Linked DNA regions of Mus musculus: all the other regions are linked to region 2. The links are chromatin loops, found by intact Hi-C in ENCODE. Cell type or tissue: heart. All regions are shown on one strand.

Evidence for each region. A loop is a pair of places that touch in the nucleus more often than their neighbours do. Peaks named below come from ENCODE experiments on the same cell type or tissue, not always from the same donor. Only the 100,000 strongest peaks of a DNase experiment are listed, where the experiment ranks them.
Region 1: it touches region 2 in a loop (8-fold over the local background); 11 of 42 quality-filtered maps call a loop at or near these places.
Region 3: it touches region 2 in a loop (4-fold over the local background); 3 of 42 quality-filtered maps call a loop at or near these places.
Region 4: a loop joins it to region 2, with 11 times the contacts of the local background. A loop is called at or near these places in 30 of 42 quality-filtered maps.
Region 5: a loop joins it to region 2, with 5 times the contacts of the local background. A loop is called at or near these places in 4 of 42 quality-filtered maps.

What each region holds. Positions count from the first base shown.
Region 1 is chr11:50,022,543-50,027,542 of GRCm38, forward strand. It overlaps Rnf130 (ring finger protein 130), which reads left to right and starts at 2,789. Exons shown (of 9, transcript NM_021540.4): 1 at 2,789-3,105. The coding sequence starts at 2,859. In heart, a CTCF peak has its summit at 2,397; DNase peaks (open chromatin) are centred at 2,459 and 4,409; H3K4me3 peaks cover 2,358 bases; H3K27ac peaks cover 1,735 bases; H3K27me3 peaks cover 1,798 bases.
Region 2 is chr11:50,129,048-50,134,047 of GRCm38, forward strand. Tbc1d9b (TBC1 domain family, member 9B) reads left to right here and starts at 2,313. Exons shown (of 22, transcript NM_001290760.1): 1 at 2,313-2,509. The coding sequence starts at 2,392. In heart, a CTCF peak has its summit at 2,073; DNase peaks (open chromatin) are centred at 1,914, 2,334, 3,236, 3,336 and 1 weaker place; H3K4me3 peaks cover 1,753 bases; H3K27ac peaks cover 1,449 bases.
Region 3 is chr11:49,901,193-49,906,192 of GRCm38, forward strand. It overlaps Rasgef1c (RasGEF domain family, member 1C), which reads left to right and starts at 643. Exons shown (of 14, transcript NM_029004.1): 1 at 643-775. In heart, CTCF peaks have their summits at 572 (motif pointing right) and 2,347; a DNase peak (open chromatin) is centred at 599; H3K4me3 peaks cover 1,487 bases; H3K27ac peaks cover 910 bases; H3K27me3 peaks cover 2,789 bases.
Region 4 is chr11:49,983,976-49,988,975 of GRCm38, forward strand. No RefSeq gene overlaps it. Among named protein-coding and RNA genes, the nearest start is that of Rnf130, 39 kb to the right of the region's middle. In heart, CTCF peaks have their summits at 2,396 (motif pointing right) and 2,596; no DNase peak of the experiment used is centred here.
Region 5 is chr11:50,222,671-50,227,670 of GRCm38, forward strand. Mgat4b (mannoside acetylglucosaminyltransferase 4, isoenzyme B) reads left to right here and starts at 2,665. Exons shown (of 15, transcript NM_145926.3): 1 at 2,665-3,069. The coding sequence starts at 2,973. It overlaps Gm36556 (a long non-coding RNA gene), which reads right to left and starts at 2,551. Exons shown (of 2, transcript XR_388620.4): 1 at 2,144-2,551; 2 at 1-1,941. In heart, a CTCF peak has its summit at 2,579; DNase peaks (open chromatin) are centred at 2,641, 3,191, 3,891 and 4,721; H3K4me3 peaks cover 3,318 bases; H3K27ac peaks cover 3,515 bases.

The DNA.
Region 1 (5,000 bases), 110 kb before region 2:
GTGAGTAGGTGCTGTGTGGTCCCATTTATGTAAATCAAACTAATCTATAGCCTCAGGAATAAGAATACCTGGGTGTTCGTCACAGGCGGCCAGGGAGACTTTCAGGGTTTTAGTGCTGCTTTTTGTTTTGTTCCAGTTGTTATAAAATGGCTTTCACCTTGGAAATATTTGCCCGGTGTACACACAAGATTTCTGCACTTTCCTACCGATGTTACATTCCTTAGGAAGTGTGTGTGTGTGTGTGTGTGTGTGTGTGTGTGTGTGCTTGTTCACTGTCTGTATGGATGTGTTCAAGCCATGGTACACGTGTGGAGGTCAGAAGACAACCATAAGTGGCTGTCCTTGCCTTCTATGTTGTTTGAGGCAAGGTCTTTCCTGGTTATTTTCCTAGCTCTACTTCGCATCTTTGCACAGAAACTCTGGGGTTACAAACGCGTGTTACCATATGTGGCTTTATGTGAGTTCTGGGGTTCAGAACTTAGGTTCTCATGTTTGCACAGTGATCACTTTACCCCAGAGTCACCTCCCAAGCCCCCAGATGTTACATTTCAACATCAACCTCAATAACTGTAACTCTAAAAATCCAGTGTACTAGTGAATGAAGAGAATGAAAGACAGAAGACATTCACAACCCAGTAAGACTTAATAATTGTTTTTTGGTTCTTCAAGACAGGGTTTCTCTGTGTAGCCCTGGCTGTCCTGGAACTCACTCTGTAGACCAGGCTGGCCTCGAACTCAGAAATCCGCCTGCCTCTGCCTCCATGATTTAATAATTAAAAAGTACAAAATACTAGACAATACAAACGTTGCAAGAACACAAAGAAAAGACACATTAAGTACATTAATGTGGGGGCAGAAAATCAGACTAGGAATTGTGGTAAAAGCAAACTGCTGCTTTTGATAAAATGAGAGCGGGGCTTTGTATGACCAGTTGGGGTCATTTAGAAAATTTAAGAACACAAACGAGGAAGCACAAGAGGAAGAAGAGAAGTTAAGAGGCTATGGAGGAAGAGAAAGAGGAGGAGGGAGAGTGGGAGGGGAGGAGAGGGGAGGAGGAGACAGACTTTGGAAAACTAGACAACTCTCTGAGAGTTTCAGCACTGCCCATGGGGCCATGCTTAGGCTTTGACCCCTGGAGTCCCCCAAGCACTGTTCCATGGGCCTTACACACTTGTCCTTATACACCTAGAGGTAGCAAGCAGATCAAATCCTGACAGACAAAAGCTCTTAATAGAATCTGGGACCTGCAAAGGTGGTAGCTGAGATCTTAGTGGAGCTTGGCAAGAAGGGAATTTGACATGGGACAAACAGGTGATCTAGGCATTCTTATGAACTGAGAAATGGGAAGAGAGACAGGCAAAGAGGTTTAAGAGACAAAGAAAGTGGTAGAGATAGAGAAATGGCCCTGTCAAGGTGGGCATGAGGGTAGCTCACTGACAGGCATCTGAGGGCTCTATTCAGACTTCAGCCCACATCCTCCAGGAAGCCCCCCACACCCAAGTACCCTAAACACTACATTCTCATTTCCCATATACTGTTACACCAGTAGTTCTCAACCTTCCTAATGCTGTGACCCTTTAATACAGTTCTTTATGTTGTAGTGACCCCAACCATAAAATTATTTTCGTTGTTTACTCCTTCCTCTACCCTGGTTTTGTATCAGGTGTGTGTGGACTTCTATCACTTCTCGTCAGGGGCATCAGCACCCCACACACTAAAAACCCTTGCTAATACCATACACATTTTTAGCAAAGGGAAGATTAGACCAACAAATGGGAGGGGAAAGGAGATTCATATTAGAGATAGTCTGATGCAGGCTCCAAACATAGCCTGTGACTCTTTGGCAGGCACCTCCGGGGTCTCATCCTGAGAATAGGTACTGGGGTCCATTTCACCCAGTGAGGAGAGGCCCAATTACTGAAGAAACAGAGCAGAGTCCTTGTTAAATGCCGTGGTACTATGCCATTTTACAAAAAGGAAGTGAAGGCCTGTGGCTCTGGGTATTCTGGGGGCGGGGAGGGGGGAGTGGGGGAAGAGGACCATACCAACCTGATGAAGTTAACATCCGTCTCTAACAGACCTTGCTAACCACTCAGATGCCTTATTGGGTCCAAGTCTACTGGGCCCCAAACGCAAAGGCACTCTCCCGACTGATGTCAATTATTGTACAGCATGCAACCAACCCAGTGGAAATGTTAGCTCTCACAGACATTTAATTTAAAACCTTAACGATTAGCTTAGTTTCTTTTAGTGGTATCTCCAACATCTCTATAGGTTCTTGGAAAGCTTCACAGATCCAGGTCATAGCGGGGTATGAAGCCCGGGGCAGTTCACTGAACCCAGTGCCAGCAAGCAGGTGACTGGACCGCCCCTGGCCCTCGTGCGGGAGGGCGGGAGCAGGCAGCGCCTATTGCGCACGCGCAGCGGACGGGTTTGCGCATCGGGCTTGCGCGTTGCCGCTCTGCTGGAGGGAATGGGGCGGCGGCGGGCACGCGCCTGAGGCGGCGTTGCTGACCCTCCCCGAGCAGTGGGGACCACTCCTTCCCACCACTCCGAGTCCTCTCAGGGGCCCTGTCCGCAGGCCTAGTCCCTGGGCATTCCAGGTGCCCTGACAGCACACGGCCTGACGCGCCGTCCTTCCCCTGAGAGATCCACGGGCGCGCACTCGCGCGCGGGCCGCGGACGTGAGGGCGGCGAACGGCGGAGCCGCGGCGCCGAGGAGGGCCGTGCTCGTGCCCGGCTCGTTTCGAGGCGCGCGCGCGCTCCCGCCGCAGCCCGGGCCGCGCCCGCCCCGCCTCTCAGCACCGGCCCCGGAGCCCGGTCCGCGAGCGGCGGCGGCGGCGGCGGCCGGAGGGACCATGAGCGGCGCGGCGCGAGCGGGCCCGGCCCGGCTCGCGGCGCTGGCCCTGCTGACTTGCAGCCTGTGGCCGACGCGAGCGGACAACGCGAGCCAGGAGTACTACACGGCGCTCATCAACGTGACGGTGCAGGAGCCCGGCCGCGGCACCCCGCTCACGTTCCGCATCGACCGCGGGCGCTACGGGCTCGACTCACCCAAGGCCGAGGTCCGCGGCCAGGTGCTGGCACCGCTGCCCATCCACGGAGGTGAGGCCGGAGCCGAAGCCCGAAGCCGGGCGGGGGTCGCGGGGGCGGCGTGGCCGGGGGTCTGCGCGCCGTTCGGCCGCCGGCCCAGGGGGCTCGAGGTCCTCGCGCTGTGGAGCCTGGCCTGCTCCCCGCTGAGGAAAGAGGCTCCAGAAACCCTGCTGCATTTCACCCTAAAACTAAAAGAGAGCGAGACTTAGAACGTCCTCCTCTTTTTCATTTAGTTAGCTTGTTTACTGGAGGGCACTGGAATGCGAGTTTTCAGGGACAGTTGAGACAAAGGAGGTGGTGCAGGGGCGCAGAACTAGTTCATGGTGGACGAGATGCTTAACCTGTTTTTTGGAATCGGTAGGTTTGTTCCTGAAATCCCACGGATTTAACACTGCAGTGAATCTCTAGGGATCAGAGCCCCCCCCCCCATCTACTCCCCCTCCCCCTCCCTCTCCCCCCAGTAGTGGCTAAGGGGAGAGGGTCCCTGTTGCTTTTGGTTTTCTCTGGCCCCGATAGTTGTGCTGTCATGAAACGCTAGAGATTTTCACATTATAAAGAATGTGAGAGTAGCTGAACTAGTAGCCAAGTCTTTGGTCACGGGTGCCCATCCAGAAGGAAAAAAGGTAAAATGATCAGGAATCGTCTTTGAAGCCATTTGATTTAGCCTTGGCGTTCCCTTTGTGTATGCTGGCTGTGAATTCTTAATGATTTGGTGTAAACTGGTATTTGTTAATTACTGGCCGTGTTTTAAAGGACATTTCTCCGTGGAGTGTGACATTTGGGGACTTTGGCAGGCTGGACTTCGGGGAGATGTCTCCCATCTTCTATATCCTCCCGTTCTCACCTTACAATGTTGAGAGGATTAAAAACCAAAATTGCTATTCGTGTTCAGATGACCTAATCTAGGCAATAGTGTTTGCTTTTATAGTCTAAAATATTAAAATATGCTCTCTGAGCTCGGTATTTGTATAACATATATTAAGCAGTTGTTGTTGAGGCATACTGGCTTGGGGCATAAGGTTTTACTGTTGTCTTTCTTCAACTTAGACTGGGCTCTTAAACGGTCATTTTTACACCAGTGTATTTCTTATTCCACTAGGTTAGAAGCAGTACTTAAGGTCCCTATTTGACCATAGGAACAGTTTTTTTTTCTTTGCTCCATTCAATAAATATTTGCTGCCTGCTCTGTGCCAGTCACTGTGGTTGGGACATGTAATGTTGCCAAACTATGGCAGTAACAATGCTACACTATTTTCTGGTGGGGAAAAGAACCGTGAGGGTCATGTGGAAGGGAAGGAAGAGGAAGAGAGAGGCAAGCTACTCTGCAGAAAGAGCTGTAAAGTGTTATGAAATCTGTGGTTTGCTCTTGGGGCTTGGTTCTCCCCAGGCAACCCAGACCACCATCCTCACTTAAGATGCTGTACTCCAAAGTGTTTTGAGTGCCACTATCTGTTGCTTGTCTTCACCCCCAAATTAAGTCCCCTTTTGGATAGTGCTTGTATGAGTCCAGCAGAAAGGTTTGGGGAGCTAAAAGTCAGTTATCTTAACCTGTCACTGGTTGAAGGCTGCATATTAGACCTCTGCTGCAAATACACACTGTTTGATACTGGTAAAATAATTTGGTCTGGTGGCTTCATTTCTTATTTTTAAAAAATTAACTGATGGAGAACTCACCTCTCCTGTGAAGAAGTGGTGTCATTATTGTGTCCTTAAAAAAATATTACTTATTTTATGTATGGATGTTTTGTTGGATGTATGTATACCATGTAGAGCCCACGGAGACCAGAAGAGGCTGGAATTGGAGTTACACAGCCATCTTGTGGGTGCTGACAACCAAGCCCATGTCCTCTGCAAAAGCAGCAACCACTCTTAACTGCTGAGCCATCTCGCCAGCTCATACCACATGA
Region 2 (5,000 bases):
CACTAAATAACCCGGGATAGGTAGGCCATAGAGGCAAAAGCAGAGTTGTGGTTATTAGGGACTGAATGGGAGAAGGCTGGGCAGTAGCTGTGATGTGGACAGGGTTACCATTCCAGATGATGGAAAGGAGCTGAAGTGCTAGATAATGTGGTTCACTGCTAAGCCCTGTGATGGTGTCAGAACCTGAATTTTGCACTTTTATCAATCAAGTGAATTTTATAAAATAAATTCACACAAAATAAAAAGAAAAAAGACATAGGCTTAGCACAGACTGAGTGCTCAATAAATATTATTTTCCTTATAAAAACTGGTCCTTACAGATTGTTCTCTGGGTCGGCTGCAGCACCTAGGAGTGTGGTAGATATGCAAAGACATAGGCAATGCCAACAGTCTATGTGTCAGCCTCAGATGTCCGAGGTCCAGCCATGTCTTAGCACCTCAGTGGCTGATATCTTATGGCTGGATGTTGCATGGAGGGATATGCCACTACTGTTACCATCAGCTGATGGACACGTCAGTCTCTTGACTCTTGAGTACACTAAAGTACACTCAAATTTGAAATAAGGATAGACGATCCTTTATTGCGCTCCAAGGTGGAACAAATACTTGCAGTTCTTAAATTACATTTATTTAGTTAATTATTATTTTATTTTACTTAGAAGTCAAAGGAACTTGCAGGAGCTGTTTTTCTCCTACCATGTGGGCTCTGAGATCAAAGTCAGGCATCTCACTGGTTCTCAGGTACTTCCAAATGCTTTTTATAAAATTATTATCATTCTTCCAAATTAAATTTTTTGTAGATTTCTATCTATCCATCCATCTATCTATCCATCCATCCATCCATCCATCCATCCATCTATCCATCCATCCATCCATCCATCTATCTATCTATCTATCTATCTATCTATCCATCCATCTCTCTCTATCTATCTATCTCTGTCTCTATCTCTGTGTATATGTGTGTGTGCATCCATGAGTGAATGCTATTGCTGTTAATTTCAGCAGCCAGAAGAGAGTATCAGATCCCCTGGAGCTGTAACCCCCCCCCCCCCAATCTCCATCTTTTGCTGAGCCATCCCTCAGTCCACTACTTCTAAATTATTTTTGGTCTAGAACTTGCTAGGTAAACCATGCTGGTCTCAACTTCACAGAGATATACCTGCCTCTGCCTCCCAAGTCCTGGGGTAAAGGTGTCTACCACCATGCCTGGCTTACTTCCGAAATCTTGAGGGTAGACTTCTCCAGAGAGCACAGCAGCATTCGTCTGCGCGTCCAAAGTCCTCATTGAGGACTTACTATCAGGACACATTAATACAATGGGCTGAGAATCCAGTATCTGAGAGATGATGAGTTTAGTTATGTTTCATACATGGATATCATACTCACTCCCTCATGGAGTAAGATGATGGACAGCCAGACTGACTGGTTGCTGTGTACTCTGTCAGGATAACCGGAGTATATTGTACTTCAAAGTTGTAAGGAAAGCCATGTCTTGAAAGCTGAGTCACAAGCCGCGTTTCAGAAGGTTGTGGCTCACTCTGGCTGTCACCCATTACATCTGCTCAAACCTCCCAGAATGAATTTATCTCTCCTTCCTTTTACCCTCCTGCCATGTCCAGGTGACATGGGGACAGCTCATACAGCTGTCTCCCTAGCCTTTACCAAAATAAATATGGTCCGCCCCTTTTGTCCAGGCGGAGTCATTTGCACCTTTGAGTCAGAAACTATCTTGTTCCTAATTGTTTAACCGGGCTCTAGTTCACAGAGCCCGCAGTAGCTAGTTTTGCTTCATGGTTCAGTGGCAGAAGCCCTGGGCTGGGATCTGAAGGTGAATTTGTACTGTCAGAGACTGCCGCCTTCAGGCCAGGAGAGGTAAGAGCAGGGCACTGCGCCCCTAGATCATACTGCTGTACGCTTATGAAAAAAATTAAGTGCTCATCTGTGACCTCAGCCTCAAGGCCACCCCAATCCATCTGTCAGATGGGGTGAGCGCACTTATTTCAAAGGGCACCAGCTGCGCTTCCTGACAACTGGGCTCTTGAGGATCCCAACCTTAGACTTGAGTCAAAATCCCGAGGCTGACCAGGCGCTGCTGTACCCTTCTCCAGACGCTTTTTGCCACATTAACTCGCCTGGGCTGCACAGTAGGCAGAGAGCATGCGATCCCCTCCAAACTGGACAGCGGCAGCAGGGCTGGAGGGGACTGCCAGGCCAGGAGAGGTCGAGGAGGGCGACGCTGTGAGCCAGCGCGGCCGCTAGGGGGAGCCAACCTTCGGGCCGACGTCTCGACCCCGCCCCAGCCTCTCGGCTCCTCTCGGCTCGGCTCGGGCGCGGCGACGGCGGCGCGCGCTTCCGCCTCACGGGCTCTGGCCCGGTGCGAGCGGCCGCGGGATGTGGCTCGGGCCCGAGGAGGTGCTGGTGGCTAACGCGCTATGGGTGACGGAGCGGGCCAACCCCTTCTTCGTGCTGCAGCGGCGCCGAGGCCACGGCAAGGGCGGAGGCCTCACGGGTGAGCGGGGCGCGGGCGGCCGGGCCTGTGCGCACCGGGCCTGGCGGGGCAGCAGGACGCGACCCGCGGGCACGCGCAGCGGCACAGGGGGGTCGGAAGGCGGGTGGGGAGGACGATCCCGGGACAGGCAGCAGGGGAAGGACACCAGTGGCCTCCGCCGGGACGTGTGCACAGTCCTGTAAAGTCACATAGCAACCAGAAGCCAGCAGGGTTCCCCAGCTCGCCCTCTGCCTCAGTTTCTCCAGCTGCCTCTGAGGGACCAAGTGGCATAAGCACACGTTTCCTTTTGCCCTCTTTACTCCTAGTTCACTGAAGAGTTGCCTCTTGGCGAAGACCAAAGATGCCCTGACCTCCCCTTCCTCCGGTCTCTCCTCACTTGATGCCGTCAGAGCTCCCAATTCAAAGCTTGTTTTTGCATATTTATCGGTATATATGAAGTGTCCCTCAGAGCTACCCCGGGTGCCTCTCGGGTATCTGAGCACTACCACTCACACAGAAGCAGCTGGAGTGGGAGCCTCTGACTTTGTGTGACATGTGGCATTGTGGGAATCTATTCAGCAGGACTTGTTGGAAGCCCCGTGTGTCCCAGGGCTTGTCAAGTACTCCAGATCCGGCCCTGCAGCAGACCCCTGTACGTGGACCCTTCTGGGTGCCAGATCTTTCAATATGGAAAGTGAATTTTCTGTGAATGCCCTGGTTTTGCAGGGTGGCAGCTGACAGTCCTGCAGATGCAGTTGGTGGCCTCACCTAGGTGACATCAGCTGCCAGCATCTCATGAGCTACACTTCTTAATGTGGAAGGGACTGTACCTTTTCCAAGAAAACTCAATGTTCCCTTCCACAATCAGGCTCCTTCCCGGAGGGCCAAGAGATGACTGGAGTTGATGCTAGGCCTGGCTCCAGGACCCAATGTTTATTGAGAGTTAGGTAGCAGCCCTCTTGAACAGCCCAGTGATCAACCTTGGAAGCTACCATAAGGCCACTGAGGAACACAGGGCACCGTGGGACAAGTCCCTTTTGTTCTAGCATTCATCTGTGTCCAACCGCCTCCCGCCTCTCAAGGCTGAGCGTCCAGACTACGGTGCCAGCCATTCTGTGAATTCCAAATCACATTGAGCCAGGTTTGTGCAGCCTGCCATGGCCATTGGGCCATCACAGCCTCCTGAGCACTGTATACCTAAGAGATTCATCAGGAACGCAGGTTCCTTCGAGCCTCTTTTCAAAACTGACCAGCCTGGCCTGGAGAAGTGGGCTCAAGGGCTGCAAAACCAAGGTTCAAATCCCAGCACCCATATGGTGGCTCACAACCATCTGTAACTTTGGTTATAGAGAACCCAATACCCTCTTCAGGCATCCATGGCCACCAGACACAAACATGTGCACAGATATACATGTAAACACATAATGATCTGGGCAGTGGTAGCTCATGCCTTTACTCTCAGCACTTGGGAGGCAGAGGCAGGCAGATTTCTTGAGTTCGAGGCCAGCCTGGTCTACAGAGTGAGTTCCAGGACAGCCAGGGCTATACAGAGAAACCCTGTCTCGAAAAAAAAAAAAAATGAATTAAGTCAGCCGTGGTGGTGCTTGGGAGGCAGAGGCAAGTGGATCTCTTGAGTTTGAGGCCAGTCTGGTCTATAGAGTGAGTCCAGGACAGCCAGGGCTACACAGAGAAATCCTCTGTCTTGAAAAAAAACAAAAAGGCCGGGCATGGTGGCACACGCCTTTAATCCCAGCACTCGGGAGGCAGAGGCAGGCGGATTTCTGAGTTCGAGGCCAGCCTGGTCTACAAAGTGAGTTCCAGGACAGCCAGGGCTATACAGAGAAACCCTGTCTCGAAAAACCAAAAAAAAAAAAAATAATAATAATTAATAATAATAATAATGTTTGCTAGTCTGAACTTCTCATTAAAGAGTGGGTGTGAGGAGGAGGGTCATCAAGTTAAGGTTTCAGGTCCTGCAATATGGCTCTGCCAGTAGTTTATGCAGAGAGAGACTAAAAGAATGTCCCCAAGACCCAAAGGAAAACCTCACCGTGAACGTTGAGAAGTTGACTCCGAACCATAGTAAGGCTTGAACGCACCTTTTTCTTTTGTTTTTGAGGTAGTCTCAACGATTTTAAGCTTTGGCAGGCCTGGAACTCATTACATAGACCAAGTTAGTCTTAAATTCACAGAGACCCACCTTCCTGGTGTGTACGCAGGAGCCCCTGCGTGTGTGGGCGGAGGCCAGGCGTGGACACGAGTGGCTCCTAGAACTCTCCTTCCACCTTGTGCTTTGAGATGCTTAGTTGGCCAGTGAACTCCAGAGTTCGTCTCTGCTCTGCTCCCCACACTCAGGTTACAGACACAAGTAGCCACATCCATCATCATATGGGTCCGGGGATTCGAACTCAGATCATCCTGCTTGCATGATAGGCATTTTGTTGCTGAGCCACTCTCTAGATCTCTAACTGCAATTTAAAATGACTATTTTTCTTTTTTTAACATTTTAGTA
Region 3 (5,000 bases), 230 kb before region 2:
CCTGGATGGAGCCAGGGCAGAAGGTCACCAGGTCCTGTGTTGGCTCCTTCTTTTCACTTAAAATTATGACCGCCCTGCTTTATCTTTCTAGCATCGCAGTGCCTCCAGAGCCATGAAACGCAGCTATGTCCCTCACTATAGGGAGGAGGGTGTGTGCAGTCTTCGCCATTCTTTTGACACTTAGCCTGTGCCAATAGGACTCCAGGACACAGACCACCCAAAGTTCAGTGGCCGTTGTAGGAGAGGCCAGGACTCAGCCTTGAAGCAAGTGTGACCTGGGTTTCGGGATTCCAGAGGCTGGTCCAGAGAAGAGGTATGGCCTGATGGCAGTTTAAGTGCTGGGGGCTCGGGGACCAGGCTTGGGAGAGCACCACAGGAGCAGTTTTAGCACGCGGGACTTCCCTCAAGCGAGGGGAAACGAATCACATTGAGGGTCCCGAGCGCATTCCTGGACATTGGGTCTTGATCCCGGGAGCTGGGAGCAGAGGAGAGGCTTGGACAAGGCGACGGCATGCGGAGTGGACAGGGAGGGCAGCGGGCAGCGTTGCGTTGCGCTGCGCGGACTCGGGCGGCTCCACCCGCGCTTCCCTGTGCGGCCGCGAGGGGGCTCCGCGCTGCTCAGGCCGGGCCAGGCGCACGGGCGGGCTGCGTGCGGGATCGCGGCGGGCTGCGAGCGGGCGAGCAGGCAGCGCCCGGTCCACGGTGCAGCGGCTGCAGCGGGCGCGGCGGGCGCTGCCGATGGGCCGGGCCCGGGCTGCCGGAGCGCCGGGAGCCGGTGAGTAACGCGCGGTCAGGAGACACACCTGCGCTGCGGACAAGGGCGTGCGGGGCGCGGCGAGGTCCGCCCGTGGGGCGCGGCAGCGACGTGGGCGGGGACGGCGGATCGGGCCGCGGGCGGGCACGCGCGGGGCTGACCCGGGGCAAGGTGCGCGCGGGTGACAGTGCGCGTGGCCGGAGCCGCGGCGCGCGTGGCGGAGAGGTGGATGACACTGGGCCGAATGGCGCGGGAGCCCCAATCCGCCCATACACACACACCTCCCTAAGGCGCAGGGCGAGCGCAGGGTCCCGGAGTGGAGGTACCATGCAGTGGCTGGAGGCCAGGGGACTCAGCAAAGGGCACGCCCCCAGCCGCTGGAAGGAGACCACCTCCCTATACCAGCTAGTGGCAGAAAAAAGCCATCCTGGGCCCAGAGTCCCCTCCCACATGAGTCTCAGTTTCCCTGGCTCTGAAACGGGCACAGCGAAGTTGACCTGCGATCTGTATGGGAAGGGTGACACGAACCTTGGCCTTTTGGAAACCAGAGGACCAGTGTGCCCATGAGGATCTGTAGGGTCATGGCATCTGCTGGGACTCCATGTGTGTCCCTCAGGCAGTGGCAGGAAGCAGGCTCAAGGATGAAGACAGAGAAGCCCTGGAGAGAAGTGGGTGCTCTGAACGCCGCTGTCTGCCCAGCAGCTTAGATGGTAAGGTGGTGGGGTCCCTTGCACTCCAACTGACCCCCTCCTGTGGCTGTAGGGCAGGTAAGAGAGGCCAAGAAGGGTCCTGGGAAGACCCACCTGATGCGCAGGGCTGTTTCCACTTCACAGTCAAGTAAACAGACTCAGAGGGATGAGAGGACTTGCTCCCAAGAAGTGACAAAGGTGAGGTTCCAGCTCCTACCCCAGTACTTCAGCCACTTTGTCAGGTGCCGTAAGAATGCTGTGTTCACTGAAAACCTACTGTGTGCAGCCAGCTTCCTATCCTGAACACTGTTCCCACACTGGTGTGAGGGCAAGGGAAAATCTGAAGTCGTTTTAGAAGATCATCTCTATGAGGACAATAAAATGGGGTAATGGGCTGGAGAGACGCAGGTATTGGGACAGAGCCTGGGCCTGGCCAGAGAAGGTACCTGTCCCTGGCTAGAGACCTCTGTGCTGTAAGTCAAAGTTGGAGCCTGGAGCCGGTGGAAAAGGGTTGAACAGGTGCAACATACGGACGATGCGTGGTAAGGGCTTTGAACCGGATACGTCAGCAGAACTTAGGCTTGGATGTTCGTCTGGGCGCAGTAGTCCTCGGAGGTTTGGAGTTTGACTTGTAGAAGGAAAGGTTTAATGGCAGTTGAAGAGCTGTGCAGGAGGCAGAGATGAAGCAGGGTTAGAGTGGCCAGGCAAAGAGAACGCAGACAGGCCTAAGAGATCAGAGGTGTGGAGATATTTGAGAGGGCTGTGCCCATCCACCCCTGGCGGCATAGCCACGTAAAGGCCTTCATCCTGACAAAACCAGAGCCACAAAGAGGCTTATAGCAAGTTGAGGGGCTCAGGTGGAAAGGGAGCCTGGTTTTAATTCAAGTGCTTTCCCACTCTGGTCCAGCAGGGAGCGCGTGAGTGCGGGCTGGGTTGCAGAAGTCCAGTCTGGGTGCTTGGGCTAGGCTCAACTTGTGGAATCTTCTGACTTGTCATCAGGTGTCTCAGAGGGCTGGTCCACCACTCACATTTGTCCTTAACCAAACCTGGAATAGGCCGTTTTCCAAAGAGGCTTTTATTCCTTTAAATGGCAGTTGAGAAGCCTAGAAACCACCATCTAGGTTAGGTGTGCCCATGACTGTCCTGGTGCCGCTGAATCTAGACTTTGTCAGGGAGTCCCAGCCAAATCGCTTTTAAAAACAAACTAAAAATTTATATTTCTGTCTCTCACAGTGAGAACCTGATTCCCAAATCATCAGTTATATTTAATTGTTTGCTAAACACTAGAAGACACACAGATGGTTTCAGAAAGAAACTACGTAAACTACTACCCACCCATAACTGCTACCTAAGGTTTCGGATGCCGTTGGGTGCACACCCAGAGCTTGGTGGGTCGTTTTTCAGTCTGATACAGTTTTGGTTTCATGAGTTTCTAGTTGCATTCAGCCTGGTTTTGCACATCCTTGGTCTTGCAATTTTATTTTTGAATCTGTAAAATATTTTTATGGCTCAAAGGTCACAACTACACAAAAGCTATATTTAGAAGCTATTTAGAAGTACAGCCCATAGACAACTTGTCTGTTTCTTTTTACCAAAGAAGCAATTTATACATTATATTAGTATCTGTTGCATCCCCCTTTGTACTGTGACAAAAATTTTACCTAAAAACTGGCTCTCCCGGTCTATAGAGACCTTTCCAGTTCTTTTTTCACTACCACATATTACTCTACTGTGTGACTGCACTCTAGCTTATTTTATTTGTGTGCTGTGGGTGAACCTCTGATTTTTATTCCAGGCTTTTGACTTTTTTCCCTCCGTCTTTTTAAATTTTTTATTTTTATGTGTGTGTGTGTATGTGTGAGTGTGTGTGTGTGTACTTGTGTGGAGGCCCAAAGATGTGCTGGATTCCTTGAAGTTAGAGTTACAGACACTTGTGAGCTTGTGTTCATCTTTAATTAATTAAAATATTTGCTTATTTTATTCATCTTTAGCCAAAGGGAAGAAAAAGTGTATTCGGGATCCTGGTATGGGGACAGCGGTTGAACAAAAAGCCTTCCCTCGCGTGTTTCTGAGTCTGGCAGGACGCACTGATGCCACTTGATATTTCAAAGGTCTCCTAGCTATTCCGGAGTGTTCATGATATGTGGCGTTGGATCATGTTAGTGTGTTCACAGTGTGCAGGAACGTAAGTGTGTGTGGGTGTGTGGGCCAAAGAGTAACCTTGGGTGTTATTCCGTAGGCACCCTCTGTCTTACTGCTCCTAAGACAAACCTAGAGCTTGCCAGTTAATCTGGGATGTCTGGCATTCGAGCCCCAAGGATCTGCCTTGTCAGTGCCTCCGTGGTACTGAGATGAAAGGTATGTGCCACCCTGCTTTGCTACACGCACACACACATACACTCACACACACATACACATACATACATACATGCATACACTCACACACACACTCACACATACACACACATACATACATACATATACACACACATACATACACATGCACTCACACACAATACACTCACACACATACACACACATACATATATATACATACACACATACACACACATACATACACACTTTAAGAGAGTGAGTTCCAAGACTCCGCTCCTTGCGCTTGTAATACGAACACCTCACCAGCTTGGTTTTCTCCTCAGCCACATTTCTATATTAGCTTCTGGAAAGTGGACATCTTTATGCCGTTAATCATAGGAATCATGGAGGTTTTCTGTCTCAAGGCCGCTTCCACCGGGGAAGCTGTCCTTGAACAGGCTCTTTACATTTCTTTTTTTTTTTCCATTTTTTATTAGGTATTTAGCTCATTTACATTTCCAATGCTATACCAAAAGTCCCCCATACCCACCCACCCCCACTCCCCTACACACCCACTCCCCTTTTTGGCCCTGGCGTTCCCCTGTACTGGGGCATACAAAGTTTACGTGTCCAATGGGCCTCTCTTTCCAGTGATGGCCGATTAGGCCATCGTTTGATACATATGCAGCTAGAGTCAAGAGCTCCGGGGTACTGGTTAGTTCATAATGTTGTTCCACCTATAGGGTTGCAGATCCCTTTAGCTCCTTGGGTTCTTTCTCTAGCTCCTCCATTGGGAGCCCTGTGATCCATCCATTAGCTGACTGTGAGCATCCACTTCTGTGTTTGCTAGGCCCCGGCATAGTCTCAGAAGAGATAGCTACATCTGGGTCCTTTCAATAAAATCTTGCTAGGGTATGCAATGGTGTCAGCGTTTGGATGCTGATTATGGGGTGGATCCCTGGATATGGCAGTCTCTACATGGTCCATCCTTTCATCTCAGCTCCAAACTTTGTCTCTGTAACTCCTTCCATGGGTGTTTTGTTCCCAATTCTAAGGAGGGGCATAGTGTCCACACTTCAGTCTTCATTCTTCTTGAGTTTCATGTGTTTAGCAAATTGTACCTTATATCTTGGGAATCCTAGGTTTGGGGCTAATATCCACTTATCAGTGAGTACATATTGTGTGAGTTCCTTTGTGAATGTGTTACCTCACTCAGGATGATGCCCTCCAGGTCCATCCAT
Region 4 (5,000 bases), 150 kb before region 2:
ATGAGTTCAAAACAAAACAGAACAGAAATCCCATGACATGAATGGGTGGGGTGAGGTGGAGTGGAGAAAGCAACAGAAACCACTGAGAGGAGGTGCCAGCTGTCATATATATGTTGAAATTGCCACTGGAGATCATACTTGAGAAATAACGGAAAGTCTGGTAGCAATAAAGTTTTTTTTTTTTTTTTTTTTTTTTTTGGTTTTGGTTTTGGTTTTGGTTTTTCGAGACAGGGTTTCTCTGTGTAGTCCTGGCTGTCCTGGAACTCACTCTGTAGACCAGGCTGGCCTTGAACTCAGAAATCCACCTGCCTCTGCCTGACAAGTGCTGGGATTAAAGGCGTGCACCACCATGCCTGGCCTAAAAGAGATTTCTTTAAATGTTGTTGGAGGTGGGCTGGAGACATGGGTCGGAGGGTAAGAGCACTTGACTTGCTGATTTTCCAGAGGACCCTGGTTTGATTCCCACTACTCCCATGGTGGCTAACAACTCTAGTTTCAGGAAATCAGTTGCCCTCTTCTGGCTTCTTACTGCATTTAGGTGGTACACAGGTAAAAACACCCATACACATAAACTAAAATTTTAAATTAAAACAAATGTTACTGGAGATTGGATGGTTACTTTATAGCAGAGCAGAGGTAAGAAAAAGAATCAGAAATCCTGGAGTTGGAAAGCTAGAAGGGTACCGAGCATACTATTTGAGAAACAGGGAAAAAAATCAAGAATAGTGAACAGAATCTCATAACAACATGTGGCACCATTCACTGCACTGGGATAAACATAATGGGAATAGCAGAAAGGGATATCAAATAGCAGGAAAATTATATCATAGTTGAAATAATAGCCTCAAACTGACAACATCGATGCACATGTCTAAAAGATTCAACAAACTCCACCCAGGATAGACCCAAAAGACACAACACAGGCAGACAGACAGACAGACAGACACACACACACACACACACACACACACACACACACACACACAGGAGACAGAGAGAGAGAACAGATCACACAGAGCACATACAGATACATACAGGAACACACATGCATGTTCATGTGTGTGTGCGTGTGTGCACATACACACTGTAGCAAAAGTACAAAACAGAAAAAGAAAGGTTTCAAATGAAGCAAGATAAAAGTGACTTACCATCTACAGGAGGACTCCAATAATATGAATGGCTGTGATATAATCATATTAGAGGCCATATGGCCAGAGAGATAGGCTGGAAGATGCTGGAGTTGGGGAGTGGCCTCTGGTCAAATGTGTGACAGTGTAAGGGTGTACTCCTCGGCTGTCTGTCACTGTGACAACATGCCTGAACTAAACCAGCCATCAGGAGGGAAGCCTTACTTTGGTTTGCCTCAGAGATTCAGACATGGCTGCTTGGCTCCTGTAAAAAGACAGAGTCGCAGCAAAAGCACGCAATATGCAAGAACCCACAGGCATAAGTTCCTTCCAAGTTGGCCCTACCCCCTAGAGGTTCTGCCACCTCCAAGAACACCACAGGCTGGCAGCCAAGCCTTTGGGCCTCTGGGAGGATATTGTAGCTTGTAGGAAATGTCCCCTGTAGACTCACATGGTTCCCCATTGGTGAGATGTTGTGGGGGTTGTGGGATCTTTAGGAGGCAGAACCTAGCAGGTGGAGGTGAGTCACTGGGGGACCGGCTTTGAGGCTCATAGCTTGGCCCTGCTCTGGACCTCTCTGTGTTCCTACTGTGTTCTGGCCACCCCCACTACCATGCCCTCCCCGTCATGGTGGTCAGTATCCTCTCAAACCGCAAGCCAAAATCCTTCTTCTATTTAGATATTTCGTTCAGGTATTTATCCCAGTGATGGAAGCCAGACAGGTAGCTGGTGTGTGCAGAGGACTCGGCTCTCACCTTATGGGTCTTTGAGAGCTATCACGATTTGAGTGTGAAGCATCCCTCCTGGGCTCATGTGTTTGAACACTTGGTCATCAGCTGGTGGTCCTAGTTCGTGAGGATATAGAACCTTTAGAAGTGAATCCTTGGAGACAAACCTTGAACACTGAACGGGGTCTCTGCCTGAGCCTCTGCTGTCATCACCATGAACTTTACCATGTCTTCCCCAGTAGGATGGAATAAGACGATGGTCAGAATAAGTCTTTCTTTATGTAAGTCACTTCTGTTCCATATTTTGTTGCGAGGATATAGGAAAAGTACCTCAGGGGCCATTGAAGAGTCATAGTTTCTGACAATCCTGTTATTTTGTAGAAAGGTGGTCAGTGTGTCAGGTGGAAAAGAAAAAAGGAAACCTAAGAACATGGTGAAGCCAGCAGGCGACCGCTGCATGAGAAGGAGACAGCATGGCCTTAATTATTAATATTTTATTTTTAGTTGAAATGTGGTGGGTGTACGAGTGCAGTACCCACGGAGGCCAAAAGAGGGCGACATATCCCCTAGAGCTGGAGTTATAGGCTGTTGTTAATTGCCTCAGTGTGGATGCTAGGACCAAGGTTTTAGATCTGAAGATATGCTGCAAATTGCTTTCCCAAATAGCTATGTCTCCAGCCAATCCCTTATTGGTGCTTTTCTGTGAAATGTCGCAGGCACCAGAGACATATGCCCTCTGGTTTTTTGCCAAATTTCCAATAAAGAGGCCAACCCATAAGCGGTAGCTTACACATTGATTTTCTTTTTCCTTTTTTTCTTTTCTTTTCTCTTTTTGTATTGCATTAAAATGATATCCTGATTGCTGAGGTCTGTGTGGCTTCATCAAGTCTATGCCCCTTCTTTTTTATTTTTATTTTTATTTTTAAAAAAACTATAGTTTTTTGCTATGGAGGCTTGCAGAGTGAGCAGTCCTATGTAGAGCCACCAGGAGGCACCCTCTCCCCATTGCCCCCTACACAGCTCCAGCACACGCTTGGGACACAGCCAAGGGTGTCTTGACCAGACAGTAGCTCCACTCTGGGCCCAAACCTAACGCCCCACCCCCCCACCCCCCAGTCCCCCGCTCCCACAATGTCCTGGAATCTATTCCCTCCTTTCCACCTTGCCCTTCCTGAGATCTGGTCTTACTGCCCAATCTCATGAGGAGATCTTTCTCCCTGCTTGCTTTTAGATTCGGCTTCACAGATGGAGGGCCCGCTGTAAAATGAAGGCTAAACAGTGACGGCTGATGGAAGTACTCCTTGCACACTAACTTCTTTCCTGAACTTTCTGCAAGGAGTGTGTGTGTGTGGGGGGGGGGTGCGCTGAATGTGTGGAGACTATGATGTCTGCCTGAGGCTTATGTTCCAGAAGGGACTTGGGTGACTGGGCCTGTCACAAACCTGGTGCAAAATTTAGTAGAGTGCCCACGACTCAGATTAATACGATTTTTCTTTTTTTTAATTTAAAGATACGTTCTTCCTATGTAGCCCTAACTGGTCTACAACCTGCCATAAAGAGCAGGCTGGCCTGGAACTTGAAATTATCCTCTTGTTTCTGGAATGCTGGGGTCACAGGCATGAGCCACTATGCCCAGCTGAGTGAAATATTTTTTAAAAAACAAAACAGAATCTTGCTGTGAGCTCAAATTGGCCTGGAACTTACAATCTGAGTGTTTGGGCCTTAGGAATGCTGGGATCGCAGGTCTGGGCTACCATGACAGATTGCAATTTAAAAAGAAAAAGTTAATGAAGAGTGAATCCACGTAGTACCATTTTTTAAATTATTATGCTATGAGAGAGGGCCAGCAGTATTACAGACCAGAGAGCAAATTTTTGGAGTCTGACCTCTCTCAGCCATGGGGTCCAGGGGTCAAATTCTAGCTACCAACCTTGTGTGTGAATCACTCATACCCCCTGAGCCATCTTGATGGCCCAAGGATCAGTATTTTCTAGCCAGGGTCACACATTTCCTTTGTCTCGGGCTCCAGTGCTCTGGCCTTGCAGTTGAAATGCTAATTACCCTGACTGGGACATTCCACATTTTACAGGAACATCAAATTATCATCCTGTACTCCATAAAAATGTACAAGTGTATCCCAATTAACTTGTTAAATTTTGTTTTTACATATTAAATTGTATTTCGTGTGTACGAAGGTGGTACACTCATGCCACAGTGCCAGTGTAGAGGTCAGAGGACAAGCTGCTGAGCTGTGGGAGTCAGTTCTTGCCTTCTACCAAAGGGGTCCAGAGGATGGAGCTCCAGTCAGCAGGCTCAGAGGTAGAGCCTTTACCAGCTGAAGCATCTTGAGGCTCTAATTCTTTAAATTCTTATTACGTGTGTGTGTGTGTGTGTGTGTGTGTGTGTGTGTGTGTGTGTGTGTGTGTGAATTCGCCATGAGTGCAGTGCCCATGGAGACCAACAAAGGTCATCAGATTATCTGGTAATGGTGTTACATGTTTTGTAAGCTGTTCCCTGTAGATGCTGGGAATGGAACTTGGGTCCTCTGAGCCATCTCTTCAGCCCTGCTCCTAAATTGTTTAAATATTGTTTATTTGGAAGTTGAGATATTTTAGCTTGCTTTGATTGCACCTGAAGCAAGGGCATCCCTCACTGCACTTGAGTGCTAGCCTCAGCAGAGACTGTGAGAATCCCAACATTAGCTTTCAGAAACTAAGAAAAGAGTTAGTGTTACCATATGACCCAACAACCCAAACTTATAAATATAAACTCCCCCAAAATGAAAACATGCATTTATGCAAAAACTTGTATATAAATGTTCATTGCAGCATTAACCCACAATATACAAAGCATGAGGGTGGAATATAGCAGTGCCATTCCCTGTGAGTCCAGCATTCAAACACAGGAGTCTATGGGGGCCAAACCTATTCAAACCGCCACAGGTAGAGATGGACACGCTCAGGAATTTGACACCATTGATCATTGCACAAGAAAGCCCTGACTATGTATGTTAAAGTTTTATGTTGCATAAAATGTCATAAGAATGAGATCTCAATTTAAGGGAAAACCAAATAATGTGTTGGAGGATAAACTATTTACGAAATCTCTGTGGTAAAGACACTTGATGGGGCCTGAGTGACAAGAA
Region 5 (5,000 bases), 94 kb after region 2:
GCTGGGTGTCTACAGGCTTTTAATCCCAGCGCTGGTCTGCATGGTGAGTTACAGGCCAGTCAGGGTTTCATAGTGAGTCACTGACTCTGAAAAAGTAAGGTGTGTGTGTGTGTGTGTGTGTGTGTGTGTGTGTGTGACTGTGTTTTTCACTGTGTGAAAATCTAGAACAAAGGAGGAAAGGCCTCCAGCTGACTTTCAAAGGGAAAGCAGGATTTCTCTGGGCCCATATGGCTCCGTTTTCCCTGAGTGGGTCCCTAGGACCTGATGCCGAACCTCAGGTGAAGGTATATTGCCAGCTGCAAGGCGACATGCAGAGCTAGGAAGTGTCTGAAGGGACTTTAGGTGGCAAGCAGGCCCGGATTAATTAATTACTACAAAGGCAAAGACAGTGGAAAACAGGACACGTGCCAGACAATGCTGCCATTTTCAAAGGAGGAGGCTGGAGGTAGCCAGGCTGCTGTGAGGTCCTGCTCCTGAGACATGGGCTCTCCCTAACCCCAATTTCCTGTTTCTACAGAGGCTCTGCTCCCTAGACATCAGGGACCTTCTCTTATTCCTGTTCCCCTACTCCAAGGTAGCAATGGGAGAGGGGAAATCCGTGTGCTCACCTACAGTCCATGTCCTTCAGATCCACTGGTTTAATCATTATAGCATCTTCCTTAAGTCATCCACTTTAGTTGATGTTGAGTGCTTCACCACTCAGCTATACTCCAGCTCTAATATACTTTTTGTTGCTTGATTTCTAGATTTCTTTTTAAGTATGTGCATGCCTACACACTGAGCTTAGAGGTGTCTATTTCCCTTAGTTCCAGGTAGCTGTGAGCCACCTGTAAAAGCTGATGGGGACCTAACTGGGGTGGGTCCTCTGGAAGAGCAAGCGGTTAAGTACCTTAACTACGGAGCCACCTCTCTAGCCTTATTTGTTTTTAGGACAGTTCCACTGTATAGCTCTACTTGGCTCAGAATTTTAAATTTTCTATGTATATCAAGCTGGTCTTAAACTGTTTTGGGGGCTTGGGGAATGACAACATGGGCTCACTATGTATGGCTCACAGAGCTCCTGCCTTTGCTGTCTGGCTGCTAGCATTGGAGGCATGTCACACACTATACTGGCTCCACTGTTGTTGTTGTTTTGTCTTTTAAACAAAATTAAAACTTTATATGACTAAAATGAAGACCTACTATTTTTTGCACCACAGAGAAGACTCCTATGAAAACAGGACAACACACCAGGATACTTCCCCTCAGAAGGTTCCAACAAGATCAGGCTGTACTTTGCTCTAAGTCACTCCAAACTGTAAAACAGTGGCTTTTGGACTGTGCCTTGCCTTCTGTAGCTCCCCACCCCAACTCTGCCCCCAGAATCTTAGTATGCAGCCTTGGCTAGCCAAGAATTCTAAATGTAGACCAAGCCTTCCTTAAACTCATAAGGATCCTCCTGCCTCCTGGGTATGGGTCACTTTATTGTGCACGCAAGCGTGTGCATGTATGTGTGTGTGTGTATGTGAGATCACCACTGCAGCTTCTACTTTACTGAGACCATCACCCACCCAGCGTGTGATCACCCCTCCCCCCGACCCCACCCCCGCACGCGCTCACGGTCATTCCAAGCAGGGTCTTTCAGGACATCATACGTGGATGGCACTGTCGTGCCATAGACACCATGCAGAGATCGGAGAACCAATTGCAGCAGTCATTTCACTCCTTCCACCCTGTGGATTCTGAGGGATGGAACTCAGGCTTAGTAGCCGTCACCACTCTGCTCTTAGGTAGTAGCTCCATTTTACAAAGTAGCTTCTGGTTCCATTTTGAATGGTGATGAGACTCAAGAAGGGAAGTAGATTTGGCGCTTCCAAAATGCATGCCCCGAGGCTGCCTTGGCTCAGTGAGTCCTTTCATTGTGTGTCCAGTTCCTGGTTCCGCAGAGGCATGGAGGGAAGTCTGTAATAAGATGCAAGAAGAGACAGCAATAAAGTCTTAGGCGCCGCTGTACAAATAGGAACCAGAGGCGCCCCGCCCCCGCCCCCGGTCACCCTGCGGACCCGTGATCCTCTAAACTACAGGTTGAGCCTGACTCCCGCCCACAGCATGCCTGGCACCGGGAAGCTAGTCGGCTGGGCTCCGGAGGGTGCTCTCCACCTACAAACAACGGCTCTGTTACTCCTGAGAGCGGCCCATTGTCCTTGTTCGATAGAGTAGGAGCGCCTCCCCCGGTCCGCAGCACACTCTCCGAGGCACATCAGAGAATGCCCTGAGAAGGGAGTACTGGTGGGCGCAAGAGAGAGCAGCTGGCACTTTCTGGCTAGCCTGCTAGCTAGAGATAACCTCAGCTCGGCTACAGCGGGCCCCTCCCATGCCAGATCCTCTCTGTCGGGAGGAGGGCTTGAAGGTCTAGGTGTAGGGACTTGCTCATGGGATCTTCTGAAAGGAGACTTGGGGGAACAGGCATCTCCGCCGTCTGTCCCTGCTGCACAATAGCTGACCCTCATTCATCACCACTGTAGCCGCGACTTTCCTGGGGCGCGCTATTCCACGCGCGTGCCACCTTCCCAAGGCGGGCCCGCCGGGATCCCGGGAGCTGGCCTCCTACCCCGCCCCCTCGCGGTGCTCCCAGCGGCGGCGAGTGATGCGGCCCCTTTAAATCCCGGCCGCCCCGCCCTTCGCCCGTCGACTCGGCGGCGGTCCCGGATCCAGCCCGGCCGCGGCTCTTGCCGCCTTGCCCCAACCCTGCTCGGCCCCGGCCCAGCCTCAGATCGAGGCCGCCAGCACCGCGCACCGCGGAGGAGCAGCTCGCACGCGCCCTCCACCCCCGTCCCCATTCCCGCCCTGCCTGTAGCCTCCTCTCCCGGGCCCGCAGCTCCTCCGCGCTCCGGGGCCGGGGCCCCCGCCGCCTCCGGGCCCCCGTGCCCCGGCCCCGGTCCCCCGGGCCATGCGGCCTCGGCCCCGCCGGCGCCCGCCGCGCATCGGGGGAGATGAGGCTCCGCAATGGCACCTTCCTGACGCTGCTGCTCTTCTGCTTGTGCGCCTTCCTCTCGCTCTCCTGGTACGCAGCGCTCAGCGGCCAGAAAGGTGAGCCCCCACCCTGCCGCCGCCTGCTCAGGCCCGCACCGGGAGCACCTGAGCCTCTCCCATGCTCGCCCCACTTGTTTGCTTTTGGCATCACGAAATTCCCTGGTCAGGCCTGGCCGAGGGGAGCGAGTGGTTACCAGATCCCCGCCTCCGTGTGGCGCTCGGGACTGGCCTCTGCCTGCGGTTATCCCATGCCAGGGGCGGGCGCTTCCACTGGCAAGTTAAGGACCTATGGAGTTCCCACAGAGGGGCAGAGACACAAGGTCACAGAGGTAGTGTACCCAGAGAACCTGGTGCAGGCTCTTGGACAAGAGCTGGCACAGTATTGTTGAGACAGGTGAGGAGATAGAGCCAAGGTATCCATCTCCCTGCCCCATCCACTGTTGTGCTCTGCAGCAGCCCTGCTCCCGTGGGCGCTGCTCCCTGGGGGCCTACAGCCTCCTCCATGGCACCGAGCCCCAGGGTTCCTCTGTAGGGCCTCTTGAATAGCTAGCCCAGAAACCCTGATATGTGATCACTTTGTGGGGTTTCCTTGGCCTTTCCTGGTGCAGCTTCGAAGCTTGGGCTTGCTGGCCAGTCCACACTATGGCCTCCCAGCTTGGCCAGCCGTCTTGGGAGTAGAAGGACACAGGTCCTAGCACTGCTAGGAAGCCCCCTGAGCTAGGTTGAATGGTTTAAACTGAGTGGGAGCTGAGGAGTTCAGAGACCATGATCCACCCAGCCTGGACACAGGAGACTCTGAGCTGCTTCCTTCCTGCCTGCCTTCTGTTCTTCCTGTCATATCAGGCTGAGGTGGGCTAGCTCTCTCCCTCCCTCAAGCAGGCTCTCTGTTCCCAAAGGTTATGCTAAACGGGGAAGGGGAGGTCCAGGAAGAGGCCTGTGGCAAGTCCAACTCCTGGCATCAGGCTCCTGCCTGCTCAGCCCAGCCTCACCTCCTGTAGCACTTTCCCTATTTTAGTGGTAGTGGAGGTCTGGGCTGGTCTTGAGAGAATCACAAGTCAGGAACTCTAAGGAGAGATTCGATAGGGCCTGGCACAGAGAGAGTGTGGGATGGAATGAGCTATCAAGGGAGGGTATGGCCAGGGGACGGTTCTCTGAAGGTAGGGTGTGGCATCCAGAAGGGTACATTTTGAGCCCTTGGGAGAGTAGCCATGGAAAGCTATGAGGGCTGTAGTGGAGCCGTGTCGGAAGAACTGGGATCAGGTTGTTCCATTGTGGTTAGGGCCATTAGACTGTGTCTCATCCTCATTTGGTAGTGGTCCCGTGTGCTTCCTATGACAGTCACATGTCTCCATCTGATGTTAGGATACCTCCCGAGGGAGCAAGCCAGGAGACTAGCATTCTGAGGGCCTGGGGAGCAAGATCAGAGAAGAGTAGGGCTCAGATACAGAGTTCTTCCTCCTGAGGACAAGCCCTGTATGCATGGAGAGAGAGAAGTGACTGAGTGTAGCCTCAGGGCTGTACTGTTTCCATGGGTATCCAGCAAAGCCAGCTGACTAGAAGTCAGGAATCTTGACTGTGGGCCTTTCTCATTCTTCCACACAGACAAGTCAGTAGCAAACTCAGCTAGTCAGCCACTAGATTGAAGCTGGTTTCCACTTTGTAGCGGATATGGGGCTCAGGAGAGGAGGGTCCAGTACTTAGGGGAAGAGCAAAAGAACCGGAAGGGAGGATGTAGGCGGGGAGCCAGAGAGGAAAGAGGCAGCAGAAGCAGGGGTCACCCTAGAGCCTGGGTTAAGAGTGGGAAAGACTCAGACTTGGCCAGGTGCACCTAGGGTTTAGGACTCAGGTTCAAATCCAACCTTGGCTTTTATCTGTTGAAGCAGCCAGACATTCAGGAATCAAACTATAGCCTCAGCCAAACAGCTGCAGAGCTTGGACCTCAGGGAGACAGAGCCACACAGTCCTTCTCAGTGTCAGGGCCACGCTCT